Linked DNA regions of Homo sapiens: region 1 is linked to region 2. The links are chromatin loops, found by intact Hi-C in ENCODE. Cell type or tissue: heart right ventricle. All regions are shown on one strand. Links, peaks and the distances in the headings refer to the core of each region. The heading gives the core; the rest is flanking DNA.

Region 1 (11,890 bases), core at 154-8,153, 100 kb after region 2:
CCAAACATTCATTTCACCTTCATCCCTCAAAGCATGATTACACTTGACCTCAGCATATGCTGGCGTTCATTACTGCATTCATTAATGAATGCAAGGAATAACTCCTGAACACTTAATGTGTATCAGGTGCTGTGTTCTTAAGTTGTCTTCTACGATGCTCTCCGTAAATGAGCATGTTGCCCATGCTACTTCCAGAGCCATTTCTGCGGCCCCGTCTTCTCTCCTGGGATGCACTGATCGCATGGTGGGCTGCATAGCCCCTTCACCATCCGACGCCCCTGTCCTTCCAGTGTCCCTGCTGGCCCTCTTGCTCCTGCTAAGGGGCTGGAGTAAGGTGGGTGAGTTGACACTATCATTCATAAAAATGCCACTATATTAGAGATTAAAAGAGAAAAAAATTCCATAGTTTAAAAAACAGTAGTTGCTATTAATCACTGTTTATACATCAGTAAACCACCTAGAATAGCAGGTCAAAAATGCCTGTCAAACTTTAAAACCAGCATCTGAGGTTTTCTGGGTTATGAGCAGGCAAAATTGCAGCAGCGTCCTTGCCTAGGCCCATAATGCTCGAGGGAAAAGACGTGCGTGGTCATACTAGGCTCAGGAGCAAACCTCTGAACGTACATGGGGGTGACGGTGTTACGCACAAGAATAGCAAATGATTCCTGCCCCTGGCCATTCCCTCTAGCTTGAGACATTCACCTCTCTCCCTTTTCAGTAACCATCACCACAAGTAGTAAAGTCCCTGGCTAGACTCTGTGTACGCACATGTTCTAACAGTACAAGACAGCTGTCACAGCCTTCCAAAGACACAGGTGGAACTCAGCCAGTCCCTTCCCAATCCCTTTGCCCTCTTCTTTAAATTGACTGTGTGGGTGCGTGTGCGTGAGAGAGAGAGGGAGGGAGAGAGAAAGTTTCAGATGCTATAGGTTTGTGTTAAACTGGAATTTCCATATATGGAGACTATCCTAGTCATAGCTGAATATACAAGTACACAGCCGTTTCACTAAGGACATGATTTGAGAGAAAAAAAAATGTTTCTTTGTCCCAGAATATGTCTTTTCTTAGTGTCCTGTCATGGGCCTTAAATTTCACCATTAGTTTTATTCCAGCAAGTTGAAAACATATTTCAATGTTCAGGAGTCTCCTCTTGGAATACGAACAGCCCTGCTAGGAGAAACGCTAGAGTCTGTCATTATTTAACACTCTGGCAGGATGTAGTAACTAAGATGACTTTGAAAGGGCCAGCCCAGGAAGCAGGGTTGTCAGGGGAGGTGGGTGACCCCAAGCCGAGCCCTCTCAGGCTAGCCATTGTGTGGTTACTGGCTGGGGTGGGGTCAAAGTGCCCAGACAATCTATCAAACTAAATTGACTTCTCCTGTAAAGAGAATTGCTACTGTTTCAAAAATCACTATCAACAACTCCAAAAATGTGTCCTCAATAAACTCTTCTGAAGAAAAAAAAAAAAAAAACAGCTTGGTTCAGGATGATGCAGTGCTGCCACAATTAAGGAATTATTATGAAAATCAGCCAGCTTCAGACATTGGAGTGCCCACCAGCCCTTCTTTATATTTTGAGGGCAATTTCCATCGTTACGTATAGAACGTTTTAAAAAATATTTTTGAGGAACATTCCAGTGCCCAAGGGAAGCTTTGTCAGGCTAGAGTCTAGGCAGAATGCTGATAAAGCCCCTCAGGACAGTGTGATCGCATCTCTTAGAACGTTTTGGCTATGAGGAACAGAGAACTCAATTGAATCTGGCTTATGCATAGGGGACTAGGTTGTCTCCCATGACTACTGAGTCCCAGGGTGGTTTAGGTGTCAGCCAGCGTTTGCTGCTGAGGTTCATTCATCATCGGCTCTTCACCTCCATTTCTCCACAGTTCTTCCACCTCGGGTCTCCTGGAATATTGCCTTTACCCTCAGACAGTCTGTCCCACAATAGCAAATCATTTCAGTAGCTGGAGACCTCACATCCACACTGTCCACAGTACAGAAGGCAAAAGAGACCTTTATCCCAAAACCCTGTTACTCATTCTGATTAGAATGGCTTGGGTCACATGACCTCTCCTTGTAACCACAGCAGACCAATCTGGCTCAACTCTTATATGATAAAGTTGTGAGTTGTTTTTCGGTTGCCGTGGACTCCAGGTTGAAGGTTATGTAACCCGAGCATGCCCAGATGAACCAAGTATGCGACCACAGGGGGACCTCAGTGCAAGACTGAGGAGTGGGAACTTAATTAAGAAGTGAACACGGCATGTCAGGATCCAGGATCCAATCATATCAGTTTCCAGCATCACCCCATGACGGGATCCAATCAGATCATGCCTCCCAGCATCACCTCATTGCAAGATCCAATCAGATCATGCCTCCCAGCATCACCTCATTGCAAGATCCAATCAGATCATGCCTCCCAGCATCACCTCATTGCAAGATCCAATCAGATTATGCCTCCCAGCATCACCTCATTGCAAAATCCAATCAGATCATGCCTCATGACCCCATGCTTATAAAACCTGTCCTAAACTCCAACTTGCAGAGACAGGTTGGAGTGTTTCCTCCTGTCTCCTTGCTGGTAGACTTGCAGTAAACCTTTTCTTTTCTTAAAAGCCAGTGCAGTGGGATTGGCCACAATGCACATTAGGCAGTGAGCCCATTGCTGGCTCAGTAACATCCTGACCAATCACTTTGACCCTACCCTGATTGGCTTAGCCTATGTCACATGCCCCACCCCTAGACCTGGATCAGAGTTATTCCCACTGGAACCACACATATCCTTAAGTGGAAACTGGGGAAGTTGCCAAGGGGTAAAGGGAGAGGAAGGGCATGTTTCAAACTAGGCCAAAGGACATGTCCAGATCATGTCTCGAATTAGGCCAGTTTTAAGTTCTAATTCTCTCCTAGCTGTTCACTGGGCAAGTGACTTTTATTGTCTAAGCCCCAGTTTCCTCATCTGTAGGTGCTGACCATAATAATAGTACCTATCTTGTAGAGACAGTGTGAGAATTAATGAGAAAATGCATGTAAAATGCTGAGAATAGGGCCTGGCACGTCACTCAATAAAAATAAGTCATTATTATGTTAAGGTGGGTGTTCACTTGCAGTGCTAAAGCCTCTTTTCCTAATTTACCTCTCCCATCCTCCTACATCATCAGAGCAAACAATCCTAGAAGCCCAGCCCTCACCCATAAGCCCACATTCCCTTCTGGGTCCTGAGATGGTCCCTTGGCATCTTGATTTCTTCTAAGTGTAGCTAGTTTTATTAGACCTGGCATGGGGGCATGTTCCCTGGGCCATGAACTCTGAAAAGAATTTAAGGAAAACATTTGGATACACCTTTCTGGCCCCCAAACAGAAACAATATAACCAGGCCAAAAGGGCCTATGAAAGAAAATGTGGGCCAGGTGTGGTGGTTCACTCCTGTAATCCCAGCACTTTGGGAGGCCGAGGTGGGCGGATCACTTGAGGTCAGGAGTTCGAGACCAGCCTGGCCAACGTGGTAAAACCCCGTCTCTACTAAAAATACAAAAATCAGCCTGGCGTGGTGGCACATGCCTGTAATCCCAGCTACTCAGGGGGCTGAGGCAGGGGAATCACTTGAACCCGGGAGGCAGGCAGAGGTTGCAGTGAGCGGAGATCATGCCATTGCACTCCAGCCTGGGTGACAGAGCAAGACTCTGTCTCAAAAAAAAAAAAAAAAAAGAAAATACGTGTATTTTTTTAATTAAACTTGTTTCCTGCACACAAAGACACACACCCAATGCCTGCATAACTAAATGTGACATCTGCAAATGTAACAATTACGTCTGCCTTCAGGAAAGATAATCCAAAATAGCTAGCACGAGAACAGAAAGGGCCACATCCTGATGACAACCCAGACTCGTTAGAATGGCGGAGTTTATTATCTCAACAGTTCAACTGCAGGTTTGAATTGGCCGTATTTTTCTCAATCAGCAAAACAAGTTAGTCTACCTAATTTTCCAATCATTTTATCAGGCAAGCAGGGGTCCTATAGGGCTTATAAAAGAGTTATTTTCATCTAGTTTGTAAATGTCTTCAGTTACTTAGTGTGGAACGGAAGCCTTCAGCTGCATTCAAATGCTCTGGCCTGAAATATTCTTCTCCCCTTGCGCCCAGCTTTCTTTTCACATGTGACACAAAACCACCTCCTTTCCTCCAGTGGTTTGGTCTCCTCACTTCTGTGGAAAAGGGTATGTATCAATGTTCCTTTAGCCAAAAACAATGATACCTTCTGCCAGCTGGTATTTTTCTGGATTTCCCTGAAACCCACCCAAGGGTGGAAAAACAGAAAATATCCCTGCCACCGAAGACTTTATCATATCATTTCTTTCCTTTTCTTCACTCAGAAGTGGTAGAAGAAAATTCAAGAAAGAGCCAGAGAACATCATTGACATAATCAAGGGGATGCAATAAGGTTTCCACATAAACTACAAAGATTAATATATGTGAGTGCAGAAAGATAACATCTGAGAAGGCAGAACAACCACCATGATAATAATAATTGTGTAAAAGCTAACAACGATTTGTGCAGGCTCTCTGCGCCAGCATTGTGCTCGGCCTGCATCTCAATACTTCATCTCCAGAACAGCCTGTGGGTGCGTAACACAATGGTCCACGTGATAGAAGAGGAAGTCTGGGTTTAGAGAAATTGAGGAACTGGCCTAAGGTTCCCCAGGCTTGTGAGCTCCATCAGTGAGCCAGGATTCAATTCTGTCTCACTCCAAATCCAGGCTCTTTCTACCTAATGTTGCTTGGCTGTTTGGAAAGACACCATATAATAAAGAAACACTTCATGGTTTTAGTTGCAGGCTTGCAGAATGTGTTAACTCAAGCAGCAAATGAGCTAAAAACAAAGGTAGGCTAATGACAGTTACATTAACTCAATGATGACAGCACAGAACAAAAAGGGATCATGAATACTAGTCAGTTTCATGATTTGTTCATGCTCTTCCACAAAAGCTTTTGGTCACTCACTGTCAAACCCACCTGGGTGAATGTGCCATAAGCATAATCTGGCTTTTTCACTGTTTTCTTCTTTCCCTTCGTAAATCTTTAGTCAGCACCTACGGTTTGCTGAGCATTGTATTAAGCACAATACATCAAATATAAAAAATAAATAATATATAGTATAATCCCAATTCAAACTCAGCTTATCTTTTAGGAAAAGGGAAGAAGAAGAGTACCAAAAATCTCCTGTGATGGAGAAACCATGGTAAGCAGCACAAGACAAGAACAAAGCACTGTGGGGGGCTTTGAGGCGGGGAGGACACGTGGCTTGGCTTCACGGTAGAAGGAGGGAACATGCTGGCCCTTGAAGGTTGGCTGGGACACTGGAGGTCCTGGTGCCTACATGTTGTGGACAAGCTCCTGGGGGCGGAGGCAGAGTGGGAGGAATGGCCTGGGGTCCCAGCTCTCTCCCTAGCCCCTTGGTTTTGTGGCAGAGCCTCCTGCAGAGAGAAGCAACAGCTAGGAGCTAACTTTATAAGGGATTTGGAGAAATACCAGGGCACCTGCAGCATTTCATGGGGTCCCGGTGGCAAGGTGGCATAAGGGCAGGAGGGTAGGGCACAGCATAGCTTGTTCCATGAACCTGAGGGGACCCAGAACACAGAGGACGGAAGGCCAGCAAGGCATAGACCCAGGCCCCTTGCCACCCCGGTGCACACCAGAGCAGAGAGACTCTGTCTTCATGTACCTGAAGCGGCTTGGACAGCAGCCCCAGGAAGAGGGAGCTAAAGGGTGAAACGGGAAAGAACTGTTCTTGAGCTGACATGAGGCTTCCAGAAATAAGCAGGGTAGGGAGTGAGGAGAAACTGAAGATTCTGTAACATGCATGTAGGGTTGTAAGTCAGTGATTTTTAATTATGTTATTATTGCTGAAATGTCTTCATATGAACCCACAGACTGTTGACACAGAAGAAATTCCTATTTCCCTGGTGAACAGGTTTTCCCTCCCTTGAAGCCACCCCAGAATGGGGATCCCATTTCCTTACCAAGCACCCCACCCCAGCTCCTTCTGTTCCCCCCACTGCCGTCTGGAAGGCCACGCGCACTATTGTAACACCTGCACTATTCCTATACTGTTGTTTTCCCCTCTGCTCTCAGACAGACAGGCTGCATTGCTCGCGATCCTCCAGACAACAGACAGGCTGCATTGCTCGCGATCCTCCAGACGATAAGTGTAAGAACCTGTTGTCTGTTCATATTCTGGACTGGAGCACACCCCCGAACCCCCACAGTACATCCATTGACCTCATTCCCAAAGCAAACTGGGGAGGGGGGGAGACTAAAGGAGAAGAAGCTGGAAGCTCAAAGTAATGTACAAAGTATTCAGTGTTTAAATATACGACAAAATAGAATTTGTAGAGGATTGTCCTAGCAACCCAGACGAAACATATAACTAACATTTATTAGCCAGTTACTTAGAGCTTTATTGCATCCCTAACTTTCTGGCTCCATAAAAACCACATATGGTCTTGACTTCAGGTGCATAAGCTGAAAGCCATAGAGTACGAGTGCAGGCTAGCAAGTTAACTGGGTGGTGGTAATTTAGCTAATGCCGTGGGAGTACACATGAGGGTTGCCAGAGAACCAGGCTCTAATTGTGTAACAGGGACTCGTTGGCAGACTTCCAACTGGTAGAATGGCCTTTGTTTCAAAAGAAACAAATGCTGCCTCATGCAGCCAGACCCAAAGACCATGCTTGGAATTACCTCTTGCACAGATGGCACCTTGTATGAATTAGAAAAAGGTGCCCTTTCTGGGTGGAACCTGAGTCAGTGGCAGATGACTGAGTAAGCAGATGGTATGTTTGTGCAAAACAAAGAGGTATCCCAAGACACGCAGCCTGGGCAAGGGAGCATATGCTGGATTTCAGTCCCCACTCTCCCCTTGGTCAGGGGTCCTTGTGCAGTCCACAAGCTACACAACTTTACCCAGCAGCAAGGGCTTTGGAATCTTTTCTTGCCATGTGGCACATGTTGATGAAAGAGGGCTAAGTATTCTGCCTTAAGAAGACATCAGTCTTTCCTGTGGATAGATGTTCCCTGATCTCATCAGGACCCCACCCTACTCAACCTCGACTTGTCACTACCAACCATCCCCCAGCCTTAATCAGGAAACATCTCAGCTAAAAGCGATTCTGGAGGCAGAACTGCTAAGTGAAACAAACACATTGGCTTCCCTTCTAATCTTGCTTATTCCTGTCATTTTTTATATATACTTGGAACTGTCCTTGTTCAATTATAACAACAAAAAGTCATTAACGCCCTTGCACCATAACAGGCGTGTTCTTTTCCAAATAAAACGACTACTCCATCATTTTGGGATATCACTCCCTCGAAGCAGCTGTGCTTCTCTGATGCCCACGCTAATTTAAGGGCCCCTCTTTGAAGCCCCTGAAGCACCCTGGCCTTGCCTTGCCCATGGCAAGACACCAACCACACTCCACTATCATTGCTTGTTGATGTGTCTGTGTCCCTAACTAGGACATGAGCCACCTGAGAGCAGAAACGGGATCTGTTCACCTCTGAACCTCTGAACAAATCCCCAGCACTTGGTTTAAAATATTAGTTGAATGAATGGCCTAAGGAAGAACAAGAACATTGGATTGTGTGCTGTATTAATTTCCCAGAGCTGCTGCAATAAAGTACCACAAAAGGTGTAGCTTTAAACAACAGAAATGTATTGTCTCATCGCTCTGGAGGCCAGAAGTCTGACATCAAGGTGCTGGGTGAGCCATGCTCCCTCTGAAGCTGCGAGGGAAGGGCCTGCTCCTGCCTCTCTCCTGCTTCTGGGAGCCCCGGGCACTCCTTGGTTTGTGGATGCATTTCTCCAATCCTTCACTTCTCATCGCCTTCTTGCTGTGTGTCTTTGCTTTATCTTCCTTATGTGCCTGTCGGTTTCGGTGTCCAAATTTCCCCTTTTAGCAAGGACATCAGTCACACTGGATTTGGACCCACCCTCATGGCTTCATTTTAATTTAATGACCCCTTAAAGACCCTATTTCCAAATACAGTCACATTCTAAGGCACTAGGACTTAAGACATCAACATACCTTTTGGAGGGGCACACAACTCAAGCCGTAACATTCTGGCCAAGATTGGGTAATTTTACTAAATCTTCATGGCAGTCCCACAAAGTCGGTACTATAATCTTCATTATTTGTAATATTAGGAAGCTGAAACTCAACAAAAGATTACAGGGTATTCATTGGTGAAGCCGGGTTTAGTACCCATGTAGGTGACTTCAACACTAGACAACCAGACCATCGTGGTGGAGACCAGCTGGGGCTTGAGTACAGATGGACCTCAGTTCAAGTCCTTCCTCTGCCACCTACAGACCATGAGACATCTGTTTCCTCGTCTGTTAAACAGAAATGATGACAAGACAATGGCCATATCATGTGCAGCACAGAGATTGACAAACATTGGCTCATATCATATCATTATATGGCTCTAACTAGGTCTTCCCAAGGAGTGGCCCTGGAGACAGTAGCGGAATTCAGTTAGAAATGAGGCCGCAGCCTCCAGCTTATCTCTGTGGAGGGTGAGACGTACAGAGCCCACCTGTCCTTTTGTGCATGTGGGGGCCATCTCTTTCCTTTCCCGCCCTCCCTCCTCCAGCGCTCTGTGCTCAGATATCATATTGTCAGAAGAGCAGGAATGGCAGGAGCAGCTGCCCAGCCCAGACCCCTCCCTGCTGCCGTAGCATTCCACACACTCTCTATACCTGCCCCTTTCTCTTCTTAGTCCCTATTGTCACTGTTTCATAACCACAAGTAACAATGGGGTGACCTTCATGCAACCACAAATTACAGAAAACCTTTAGAAGTCCTTTCAGTCAAAGGATACCTTAAGTAGGAGAACTGACCACCGAGACCTCTAAAATTCCCAAGAAAGAAAAACCCATACTTTCTTCGGTGGTATCTTTAGTAATAGCAATCGTACAGTCCTAAAATTGCATGTAACCCACGTCCTTATGCCTTTTTCTTTTCTTTCTTTTCCTGCTTTTCTTAAAGTGGTATAAACCTGAGGGCATGTTGCCGTGAAAACCAGAGAGGGGCTGAGTCTCAGCTCCATCATGTCCTGGCTGTGTGACCTTAGGCAAAGCTACTTAATTTTTTTATGTGTCAGCTTCCTCATCTGTAAAATGGGCTAGTAATTTCTGCCTCCCAGATTGTTGTGTGGAATATGTAACGTGCCAAGCTTGGTAAGGACTCAGTGGATATTATTCCCTCTTCCTTCCCTGAAGTCATTTTTAACTGCATGCATTAAAACAAGCACATATTTACATACAACATTAGAACAACTGTAAATATAGTCAAGAAGAAAATGTGGACTCTAAATTCACGGATGCAACTTGTATCTTAAAAAAATAGATCAGCTTGGGAAGATGAAAAAGTTCTGGAGATAGTGGTGATGGTTACACAATGTGAACGTGCCTAATGCCAGAGAACACTAAGAAATGCTTAAAAAGGGTAAATTTATGTTCTACATATTTTACCAAAATGTAAAGTACTGAAAATTGAAATATTTAAATTAAAATTGCTTTAACTGAAGAAAAAAAAAACAGTTCATTCTGAGCTTATTTTCCTTACTGGGCAAGGAAAAGAAAATGGATCCATGAATAATTAATACTTGAAGCCCTTCCCTATAATTTAATATTTTTTACAAAGCATTCACTATTGTATAAGCCTATTCAAATTTCTTTGATCCTGAAATGTTGACAGACATTGACACTATAATAAAAACTTATTCAAAAGCATTCTTTACATTTTCTCAAAATGCTTTTTTGTTTGTTTGTTTGTTTGTTTGTTTTTGAGAGGAGTCTCGCTAAGCCGCCCAGGCTGGAGGGCAGTGGCGCAATCTCAGCTCACTGCAACCACCATCTCCTGTGTTCAAGCAATTCTCCTGTCTCAGCCTCCCAAGTAGCTGGGATCACAGGCACCCACCATCATGCCCAGCTAATTTTTGCATTTTAGTGGAGACGGGGTTTCACCATGTTGGCCAGGCTGGTCTTGAACTCCTGACCTCAGGTGATCCGCCTGCCTCGGCCTCCCAAGGTGCCAGGATTACAGGCGTTAGCCACTGCGCCCGGCCCTGCTTTGTTTTTTAAAATTGTACACTTAAAATGGTTAAGATGGTAAATTTTATGTTATGTGTATTTTACCACATTTTAAAAAGTCTTTGTGGATTTTTTTATTTCAACCATTGATTAAGAAATGAAAACAGACATTCTGAAAAGAGAAGCTTTGGTGAAGGAAGTGTGAAGTCTTCTAGTAAATTGTTAGGTACTTTAATCACATCTTCTGCTCCTAATGGTCAGACTAGGCAAGGAAGGTCAAAAGGCCAGCCTGTCTGAATGCGCCTTCCGCTGTCTTGGGATCCAAGCCAGGTTTTCTGTCTTTTTTTCTTTGTCATTTTCCCCTGTAAGCCTCCCTTTTCAGTCAGTTTTCCAGTAGCTCTTTGACAGCTCAGCTGCCCCGTGAGCATCTGCCGCAGTAGCTTTTCTACACGATTAATCTACCTCCCTCACAGTTCCTGGGCAGCACAAGGTGATTTGCCTGCCATCTCCTCTTATGAAGGGGCCCGCAGGGCTACAAGCCTTCAGGTTTAGACAATAAATCCGGATTGCTTACACACAGCATTATGTTTGTATCCCTGGAAGATTAGATTTCTCTTAAACGTTTCCAATTTTTAGTCAGTGCCTCTATTCTGCCCTCTCCTTGTAGAAAACAGCTTACCAGACGGACTCTCATGCCAACACAGAGGCTGAAATCCACGTTAAGAGGGTAAATAGGAACTTGGCTGAGCCAGGCTCAGTCCCATGTGCTCCCAGGGCCCTCTTAGCTCTCCAAAATCACATGTATGGGGATCCTGCGGGCTGAAAGAGAAGAGGTGGGATGTCTAAGCAGCTATATGGCCCTGCACAGACAAAGGGTCACAGACAAGGGGAAAAGACCATGTTAGAAGGTGGTCTTCAGAGATGGCTTGCAAGACTGTGGATAAAGAGATAGACTATGCAAAGCGCTCAGCACAACACGTCACATCACACATCTACAGCAAATAAATACTCGGCAATGGGAACTATCACATGACCTGGGACGTACTTATATTCCAATAAGAATGTGTGTTGGGCTCAGCATTTAACCCAAAAATAGCATACCTTAATTAAGCATTTTATGATCCATGTACAGACCCAGTGGTCTTTCTTCACCGAGTTTAGGAAACGAGAATCAGAGGAGCCAGAATTTGTGTATCTGAAAGATGGGCCCACAGGAGAATTCCCGTCTGTTCACCAAGTGGAATTAAGGTTCTTGTTTTAATTCTGGGATCACTAAGCAGCCTTCCAGTTGTGACTTGGTTTCTCACATGAACTCCTGCCAAGGAGGAGGGCAGGTGCAGTGTCAAATCCTGGAGTCTTTCTATAAAATTGTGAGTGGGTTCAGGGTTGGAGTTCCAGTCCTGTCATCGATAAGCTGCCTAACTCTGAGTATGTGTTTTTACCTCTCTGGGTCTGTTTCTTGGACTAAATTATCTCAAAGTATCTCTTTGGCCCTAACATCCTGTAACTTTGAACATCCCAGTCCACTGTCAGTTACATATTTCACAGAAACTGTATGAACTCAGTATTCTCCTTTTATCAATTGGCCTGTCCTGAATTTGACTTAAATGACCGACTTCCTCTGATTCTGGTTATTCTAGGGAGAAATGATAAAAATTTAGTTTGTGGACTTATTAGCCTGAGAGGAAAGCCCCACCTCCTGGAAGGACACCCAAAATTGAGTCATTTTGTCTTTAAATTCTTCAAATACAAAAATCTCAGCCTCTTTTCCATCTGAAAAATAAAAGTGAAGCCAAACTTC
Region 2 (9,664 bases), core at 1-8,000:
ATATGGACACACAGGACAGCAAAGGGAAGGGCCTGAAATATGCCAAAGGCAAGAATGGGCATGGATGGAGCAAGAGGAATTTAAAAAATGAAGGCCAGGCACAGTGGCTCATGCCTGTAATCCCAACAATTTGGGAGGCCGAGGTGGTTGGATCACCTGAGGTCAGGAGTTTGAGACCAGCCTGGCCAACATGGCAAAACTCCAACTGTACTAAAAATACAAAAGTTAGCCAGGCGTGGTGGTGCGCACCTGTAATCCCAGCTACTCAGGAGGGTGAGGCAGAGAATCGCTTGAACCCAGGAGGTGGAGGTTGCAGTGAGCCGAGATCGCACCACTGCACTCCAGCCTGGGTGACAGAGGAAGACTCTGTCTCAAAAAAAAAAAAACAAAACAAAAAACAAACCGCTGGGCGAGGTGGCTCACACCTGTAATCCCAGCACTTTGGGAGGCTGAGGCAGGTGGATCACTTGAGGCCAGGAATTCGAGACCAGCCTGACCAACATGGAGAAACCCTGTCTCTACTAAAAATACAGAAAAAATTTAACCGGGTGAGGCAGGAGAATCACTTGAACCCGGGAGGTGGAGGTTGCAGTGAGCTGAGATTGTGCCACTGCACTACAGCCTGGGTGACAGCGCAAGACTCTGTCTCAAAAATAAACAAACAAACAAACAAACTGCGGTAGGGAGAAATTAGGGAGGGGCCTTGAAGTCCAGATGAGAACCATTTAAGAGAATTGTGTAGAGCTTTATATAAAATGATCTGGGAAAGAGAAAGGTTATAGAGGTGGAGAAAGAAGGCCAGACAGGATTTAAGGCAACAATTCAACAATGAAATTAAGAATGGGGGTAGTGGCTTGGGGTTTGGAAGAGCAGGAGAAAGTCCAAAGGAAAACTCAAAAGGATCTGAAGACGGATGAGAGAGGAGGGTTTGAGAAAAGAGTGGAGACATGACTGACCCCACATTTTCAAGCATGGAGAAGTTGAAAGGGGGCTGCTTTGTGGTAACTAAGAAGCTTCCAAATTCAACAATATATTTCCCTATAGTCGCAGGGAAAGGAACAAATTAGACGCAAAGAAGACATAGAAAAGAACAAGTAGAGAGGACAATGACCCTAATCTCTTAGCTTTTTGAGGCCAATGATCACATTTACTTATGTTAGTATCCTCTTCATGTGCCTAATATGAGGATGAGTACCTGGAACCAACTAAAAATAGTTACTGAGGAAGAGAATAGGTTAACTCGAAATGATTTCGCTTTCCTGTACAACAGAGATGTTAGCGTGATCCAAAAACCTTCCACTACACACTGCAGAGGTTGAGGTCTACATTCCAGAATCACTGAAGGATTTCTCAGAAGAAAGCTAAGTGGGGAAGGAACCAGGTTCACTGATATTGAGTTCATAATAATAACCTTGGGCATCAGAGAGAAATTGTGATTCATGGTTAAATCGTCTCCAATATAATTAACTGGATACAGGTCTGAGTCCTGGACAACAGGGATGTAAATAAGACTGAAAGAGAGCTGCATCATCACTACCACTGTGGAGCAGAAGTGTAGACAGTGACATCCATGAAACTCTGGCGGCTCAAGTTTTGGGTTGGCCACCATGGAGGCAGAAAGAGCTACTGCACACAGCAGTGCAAGGCTGGGTTGCAATGTGCTGGCTGCTGGGAAGCACAGCATGGAGGCTGCAGCCCATCGTGGCAGTGTACAGATTATTGAAATAATTTTATTCATAAGCACATTTGAAAATGCTCCCACCACCTCCCAGAAGTACTTGAAGCAGTGGAAAATATTGCAGTGAGCTGAGGTCTGAGCGTCAATAAACCAAGACCTGTCAGACTCAGCTGAGATACAATCAGGGCCTTTGCCCAAAGTTCATGAGACTGTGAAGGACAGCACCCAAGCTGGTGCAAATTGCAAATATTTGAGGGTGCATTCCAGCCAAGAGGGGCCATAGCTGATTGGGGAAAGTGGAAAGGGTACAGCAGTAGCCATCCAAAGCTTCTGATCAATAAAATGTAACCCGTATGTTATGTACCAGTTTCTTGCTGTAATAAAAAGAAATCTGCAAGAGGATGGTAAACAATTAACTGTACCACACAGAAACTGTTGTAGAGACATCCGCCCCCTGCCCAAACCTGCCTTGCCCTTTCCTGCCTGTGCCTGCTCGCTGCCCAATCTCTGCATCCTCTGTAGCAGCAGAGCCTCTATTTTGTTCTGGTGGTAATGCGCGCATCTAGTCCTTTCAGCTTGTGTGGGTGGGGAAGACCACGCAGCACATCTCTGCGAGAAGTCTCCAGGTGATGCTTCTCTCTACAGAGGCTTTCTAAAAGGGGGCAGACTCCACTGGTCTGTGCCTTGGCCCGTTGTGCCCTGCTTCTTCTAGCATGGAATGGAGGCTCCCCTGCTAGGCTGGGGTTACTGGCCCTTTTGTGAACATGAGGCTATACACTTTTAGGACGAAAGCCTCATACCTAGGAGGGATGAGCAGAAAGGTAAAAGGAGACTAGTGCCCCGATGGCATCATGGAGCCACTATACCAATCCTGGGTTTCCTACCTCAAGATGCTGGCTTATGAGAGAAAAATAATCCTCCAATCAGGATAAGCCACCATGCCGGGCTTGTCACTTGTAGCCAATGCTGTTACTGCCTTTGCACCTTTGCTCAAGACATTACCCATCTGAATGGCTCTTTTCTCTCTTCTCAGCTTAACAAATTTGTCTCCCACTACAAAACATGCCTCTCTACTCCCCTAAATCTAGAGTTGACTCTTTTTTTGTACATGACCCCCCTGCAACTAACACTGTAAGATTCTGGTGACAGAGACCAAGGCTCATGCTCTTTAAGCTTCCACACAATCCTTGCTCTTGGTAGAACATGGTTCCCACTGAGTGCTTCCCTGAAAAATGTAATTCCACAATACTTTTGCATTAAAGTTCATGAACTATTTGGTCTGAGCTTCAAACTTATAGTGCACAAATCATGATTCATTCAGCAGAATAACTCCAGACTCCAGCCCACACACGGACGCAGCCGGCTACTCCCATGCTGTTAGAAAACACCAGTTCTGGGGGTTCCTCTCTGTGAGCACTCCTAACTGTTCCTGAGGAAACTTTGAGTGACTCATAGTCTCCCTTCTAACATCGCCACCTCTCTGTGCTCTGGCAGGTCCATCTGGCTTTCTATGGCCAAAATAGCATCCTGGGATGACTGTCCCAGAATGTACCAAAATAGGTAAAGGGAGAATTGTGCCTTCAGAGGCATTTGGATGATTGTCCGAAACAGAAAATAATAAGAGTTCTTTTCTGGGCCAGATCCTTTATTTGCCCTATGTACTAAAGCAGGTTTCCCCCCTCCATCCCATCTGCCCCTTCCTCGGTCCTTTGCAATGCATTATTTCCAACAACAGTAAGCTCTGCCATATGGCCAATAAATATATTGCTCAAGAACGTCAGTGTATTTCATCAGATGTTCTTCTCCAAAGTTAGAAGGATTGCCACAGTGAACTGGGTGAAGTAGATAGCTCTAATCTGCAACAGCACTATTTCATTTATTCTGATTTCTACCATGTTGCCTAACTGTGGAAAATTATCCCAGTACCCCAGGGTCTGTGTGTGCCCAGTCAGACCAGTGCTGCAGCAGTTCACACAGATCCCAGGTGCTGTGGACGAACTAAGCCAAAGAAACCTGCCCTTTGAATCACCCTGGTTGCTCCAGCCTACTACCTCTACATGTGGGCTCAAGTGGGAGCTGCCATGAAAAGGTCTCTCAATTTCTCCTTATCTGGCTCTCCCACAGGTGGCTCTAATTCCAGGAGCCTTGTGGGAAGCTGCAGACCAGCCAGGGAGCCACTAGAGGGCCCCCTACTAACATCTGCCTGAGCCAGGGGGCTCAGTCCCTCATGTTTTCTGGTATATTCCACACAACTTATCAAACTGCTTACTTTCTTCCATAAAGATTTGGAATACAATAACGATGTCACAGATGTCAAGCGAGGAGAAACTGTTTTTCGTTCATTAACTTCTGGAAAGAAAAGAAATTTAACTTTGGCCAGGAGTGCCCGACTGGGATCGGCGGCACGGCCACAGGGGCACCCTGTGGCTAAACCCCTCATGGAAGGCACTGGAAAGATCCTCTACCCCCAAACGCAGGGTTTAGGGCATCGTCTGTCCTTGCAGAAGCAGGAATCTTGTTAGAGTTACCCAAATACAACATTTCAGTAGGAAAGGCTGGGTGTTCTTGCTTTTTAATTAAAAATTTTATTGAGATAATTGTAGATCCACATACGTTTATAACAAAGAAATCAATAGAGAGTGTTACTAATCAATACTTACTTGCTTTACGGATTATTAGTCAATAACCATAAGAAAGAAATCAATAGAGATTGTTACTAATCAATACTTACTTGCTTTATGGATTATTAGTCAATAACCAAGAGTCTCATATGCGCTTTATGCAGCTTCCTCCAAAGTAACATTTTTCAAAACTATGACAACCAAGATACAATCTACTAATCAGATTTAGATTTCCCTAGTTTTACTGTTACTCGTGTGTGTGGGGGGTATGTATAGTTCCATACATTTTTATCATCTGTGGATTCACGCATCTGGCACCAGTCAGGATACTGAACACTTCCACCTCCACAAGGATCCCCGAAGCTGCCCTTTCATAACCACAACCCCTCCCTCCCACGTCTTCACCCTAACCCAAGCCTCTGGCACACACCAATTTCTCCTCCACTTCTAAAATTTCATCATTTCAAAACTATTATAAAAATGGCATAATATAGGCTGTTACTTTTCAGGATTACCTTTTTACTCCCCATAACTCCCTGCAGAGTCATCCAAGTTCGTACAAGTTGATTCATGCATCGATAATTCATTCCTTTGTGCTTGCATGCACTTCAGCGCATTTAACCATTCACCTGTCAAAGTCTATCTGGGCTGATTCAAGATTTGACGGTTAAGCAAAACTGCTATTGAACATTTGGGTGATGTTTTTAGCACTGATGGCGAATGACGTTGAACATGTCCGTATCCTTACTTTCTAAGTGTATTTTCTCTGTGAAATATCTCTTCATGTCTGTGCACATTTTCTAACTAAATTGATGTTTCACTGTTGAGTTTTGTGAGTTCTTTATGTTTGGATACTAACACTTCGTTAGATATGTGGTTTGCAAATTTTTTGTCTACAGCTTGTCTTTTTCATCCTCTTCACATGGACTTTCATAGAGCAAGTTTTCTGTTTTGATGAGGTCTAGTGTGTCAATTTTTCCATCCATGGATTGTGCTTGTGGTAGCAAGCTCAAGTACTGAAAATTTTATCTGATTTTTTTTCTGAAAATTTTGTAGTTTTACATTTACCTCTAAGACCATGATCCATTGTGAGAATGTTCACATAAGGTGTGAGCCTTAGGTCAAAGTTTATTTTTATCTACTGATGTCCAATTGCTCCAGCACCATTTACTGAAAAGCTATCCTTTCTTCAGTAAATTGCTCTTGTACCTTTGTCAAAAACCACTTGGGCAGATTTGTGTGGATCTATTTCCAGGTTTTCTGTCCTGCTCCTTTAATCAATATGTCTGTTCTTCCACCAATAGCACAGTCGTAATTACCATAGCTATACAGTAACACTATCAGACAGACTGAGTCCTCCTCTGTATTGTTGTCAAGATTGTTTTACCTATTCTGGAGTCTGTTTTTCCATACGCATTTTAGAATAAGCTTGTTTGTTTCTATTAAAAAATTATCTTGCTGAATTTGACAGGGATTCTATTAAAACTACAGATCAATTTAGGTAGAATTAACATCTTACCATGCTTAACTTTTCAGTCCATGAACTTCTTTGCTTTTTTTCATCAGTGTGTTCTATTTTTCAGCCTACAGATCCTGTATTTTGTTACATTTATACCTAGCATTTCATTTTCTTCAGAACGATTGTAAATGGTATTGCTTTTAAGTTCAGTTTGTAAGTGTTCATTGCTAGTATATAGAAAATTGATTAATTTTTGTGTTATCTTCCATCCCATGGCCTGAACTCACTTATTCATCTTAGGAGTTTGGTTCTTGTAGATTCCCTGAGATTTTCTACATAGACAATTATGCCAGCTGCAATTAAAGACAGTTTCATCTTTTCCATTTTTACTCCTTATCCTTCATTTTCTTATCTCATTTCAGTGGCTAGAACTCTCACCATTATGTTGAATAAGATAAATAAAAGCAGACACTCGACCTTTTCCTGATCTTAGAAAGTATGATGTTAGCCATAGGTTTTTCATAGATTCTCTTTATCAAGTTGAAATACTTCAACTTTATTCCTAACTTGCTAAGAGTTTTTATCAACTTGCTAAGAGCTGGGATTTGTCAAATGCTTTTTCTATATGAATTGATATGATTGTATGATTTTTGATTATAATAGAATAGATTACATTGATTGACTCTCAAATATTGAAACAGCTTCACACACCTGAAATGAACCCCACCTTGGTCATGGCATTTAATTCCTTTTATACATCATTGGGTTCAGTTTCCTAATACTTTGTTGAGGATTTTCACATCTAAGTTTATGAGAAATATTGCTTTGTAGTTTCTTTTTGTATTGACTGTCTGGTTTGGGTATCAGTTAATACTGGCCTCAAAAGATGAGTTGGGAAGTATTCCCTTCTCTTCTGTTTTCTGGAAGAGATTATGTAAAATAGGTGTTAATTCTTTAGTTGGTTTGTAAAGTTCTTCAGTGTAGAGAAAATAGCATAGCAGATCTGGAACTGCCGTCCTTACAAAGGGTCTCTTGCAAGGTTTACCCTTGGCTGGTATGAGAGAATGTGGCTGGAAAGGTAGTTCCCTATGGTGATGTAACACTTTCCCTAAATGATAAGAGTGACTCATTGTACCTAGACTGCTAGCATAATGTGATTATGCTGAACTACTGCTTTCCTTGTGAGTGTCTGGAGTGTCAGTGATGTCAGTCAGTCACACAGGCACTACGGGCCCTACATGCCCAATGGTTAGGAAAAACCCTCGAACCCAAGGCTCAGGTGAGCTTCCCTGACAGGCAACTCTTCACACATACTGGTGCAGCTCGTTGCTGGAGAAACTCAGAATGTCCTGTTTGACTCCACTGGGAGGTGACTCAAACACCTGCACCTTGTGTCTCCCAGACTTTGTCCAGCGTGCCTTTCCCTTTGCCAACCCCACCCTGTATCTTTGCACCGTTAATAAATCTCAGACATGCATGAGGCAACATGCAGGACCCTGGGAGCCCTCCTAGTGAATCACTGAACCTGGTGATTGTCTTGGGGACCCCCCACAGATGCAGTGAAACTATCTGGGCCCAGACATTTCTTTTTCAGGATGATTTAATTACAAATTCAATTAGAAGTTGTTAATGGTTATAGGGATATTCGGATTATTTACAGTGTTTCCTCTTTATCTGCAGGGGATGCGTTCCAAGTCCCCCAGTGGATGTCTGAAACCTAGGATAGTACTGAACCCTATCTACCTATCTATACTATGCATGAGTTTCTTTTTCATTCTTCACCATTTCAAGGATAGAAGATTCATTTTTACTGTAGCAGCCCCAGTATATTATTTTTTCCCTTTATTAAGTTGAGAACTTTCATTTTTTAATTTCATTTTTAAAGGAAGCACTTTATGGCTTCTCTTTGGCATATTCAAATCACCACTGTTGCACTCTGGGGCCATTATTAAGTAAAATAAGGGTAACTGGAACACAAGTACTATAATAACACGAAAGTCAATCTGAGAAAACAGCTACTAAATGACCAACAGGTGGTGGTGCAACTCATCAAGACACCGGACAAAGGGAGAATTCACATCCTGGATGCAAAGAGCAGGACAGTAAGAGATTTCATCATGCTACTCAGAATGACACACAATCTAAATTTTATAGATTGTTTATTTCCGCAGTTTTCCATTTAACATTTTTGAGCCACAGTTGACTGAAACAGCAGAAAACAAAACCACAGATAAGGAGTGACTACTGTATTTTACCTTGGTTGAGTTTTGGTAGTTTGTCATTTTCAAGGAAATGATCTATTTCTTCCAAGTTCTCAAATTGATGGGCATATAATTATTAATAGTATTCCCTTGTTATCTTTTCAATATCTGCAGGATCTGTTGGGATATCCTCTGTTTCATTCCAAATTTGGTGATTGGTGCCTTCATTCTTTTTATTTTTGTCAACTTTCATGGAGATTTTTTTCTTTTTTTTTTCTTTTTTTTTTTTGAGACAAAATCTCACTCTGTTGCCCAGGCTGGAGTGCAGTGGCGCAATCTCTGCTCACTGCAACCTCCGCCTCCCAGGTTCAAGTGATTGTCCTTCCTCAGCCTCCCAAGTAGCTGGGACTACAGGAGCCTGCCACCATGCTCGGCTAATTTTTTGTATTTTTAGTAGAGATGGGGTTTCACCGTGTTAGCCAGGATGGTCTCGATCATAGATATTTTTCAACGTCATTGATTTTTTTCAAAAAACCAGCTCTTTATTTCATAATTTCCCCATTGTTTTCCTATTTTCCATTTCATTGATTTCTGCCCTTATCTTTATTTCCTTTGTTATACTTGCTTTGGGTTTATTTTGCTATTCTTTTTCTAATTTCTTGAAGTAGGAATGTAGGTTATTCATTTGAGAACTTTCCTCATTTATAATGTAAACATTTAGGGCTATAATTTCTCACTTAGCCCTGCTTTAACTTCATCTCAGGTGTTCTTGATATCTGTTTTCATTTTTCTTCAGTTCTATAGGTTTTTGTTAATTTCTTTTGAGACATTCTCTTTGACCTTAGGATTTAGAAGTATGTTGTTTAATTTCCACCGATCTAGAGATCTTCCTGTTATCATTCTGTTATTGATTTCTACCTCGATTCCATTATGATCAGAGAATATGCTCTGTATAATTTCAACTCTTTTAAATGTTATGTTTATTTAGGTTTATTTTATAGCCTAGGATATGCTCTGTATTAGCCCATTTTCACACTGCTATAAAGAAATACCTGAGACTGGGTAATTTATGAAGAGAGGTTTAATTGACCCACAGGCTTAACAGAAAGCATGGCTGGAAGGCCTCAGGAAACTTAACATTAAGGCAGAAGGTGAAGGGGAAGTAAGGACCTCCTTCACATGGTGGCAGGATGGAGAAAGAGCAAAGGGAGACATGTCACACACTTTCAGACAACCAGATCTTGCAAGAACTCACTCACTATCAAGAGAACAGCAAGGGGGAAATCCACCCCCATGATTCAATCACGTCCCACCAGGCCCCTCCCACAACATGTGAGGATTACAATTTGAGATGAGATTTGGGTGGGGACATAGAGCCGAACCATATCATTCCACCCTTGGCCTCTCCCAAATCTCATGTTCTTCTCACATTTCAAAACCAATCATGCCTTCCCAACAGTCCCCCAAAGTCTTAACTCATCCCAGCATTAACTCAAAATCCACAGTCCAAAGTCTCATCTGAGACAAGGTAAGTCCCTTCCACATGAGCCTGTAAAATCAAAAACAAGTTAGTTACTTTCAAGATACAATGGGGATACAGGCATTGGGTAAATGCTCCCATTGCAGAGAGAGAAATGAGCCAGAACAAAGGGGCTACAGGCCCCATGCAAGTCCAAAACCCAGCAGGGCAGTCATTAAATCTTAA

Evidence for each region. Hi-C counts contacts between places; a loop is a spot of excess contacts. Peaks named below come from ENCODE experiments on the same cell type or tissue, not always from the same donor. Only the 100,000 strongest peaks of a DNase experiment are listed, where the experiment ranks them.
Region 1: a loop joins it to region 2, with 2.6 times the contacts of the local background. A loop is called at or near these places in 25 of 110 quality-filtered maps.

The regions. Positions count from the first base shown.
Region 1 is chr6:6,655,234-6,667,123 of GRCh38, forward strand. No RefSeq gene overlaps it. Among named protein-coding and RNA genes, the nearest start is that of LY86-AS1, 38 kb to the left of the region's middle. In heart right ventricle, for the core only: no CTCF peak of the experiment used is centred there; DNase peaks (open chromatin) are centred at 4,601 and 6,648; H3K27ac peaks cover 7,599 bases.
Region 2 is chr6:6,553,281-6,562,944 of GRCh38, forward strand. All of the region lies in intron 3 of LY86-AS1 (LY86 antisense RNA 1), which reads right to left. Among named protein-coding and RNA genes, the nearest start is that of LY86, 31 kb to the right of the region's middle. In heart right ventricle, for the core only: CTCF peaks have their summits at 3,861 (motif pointing right) and 7,781 (motif pointing right); a DNase peak (open chromatin) is centred at 3,829; H3K27me3 peaks cover 494 bases.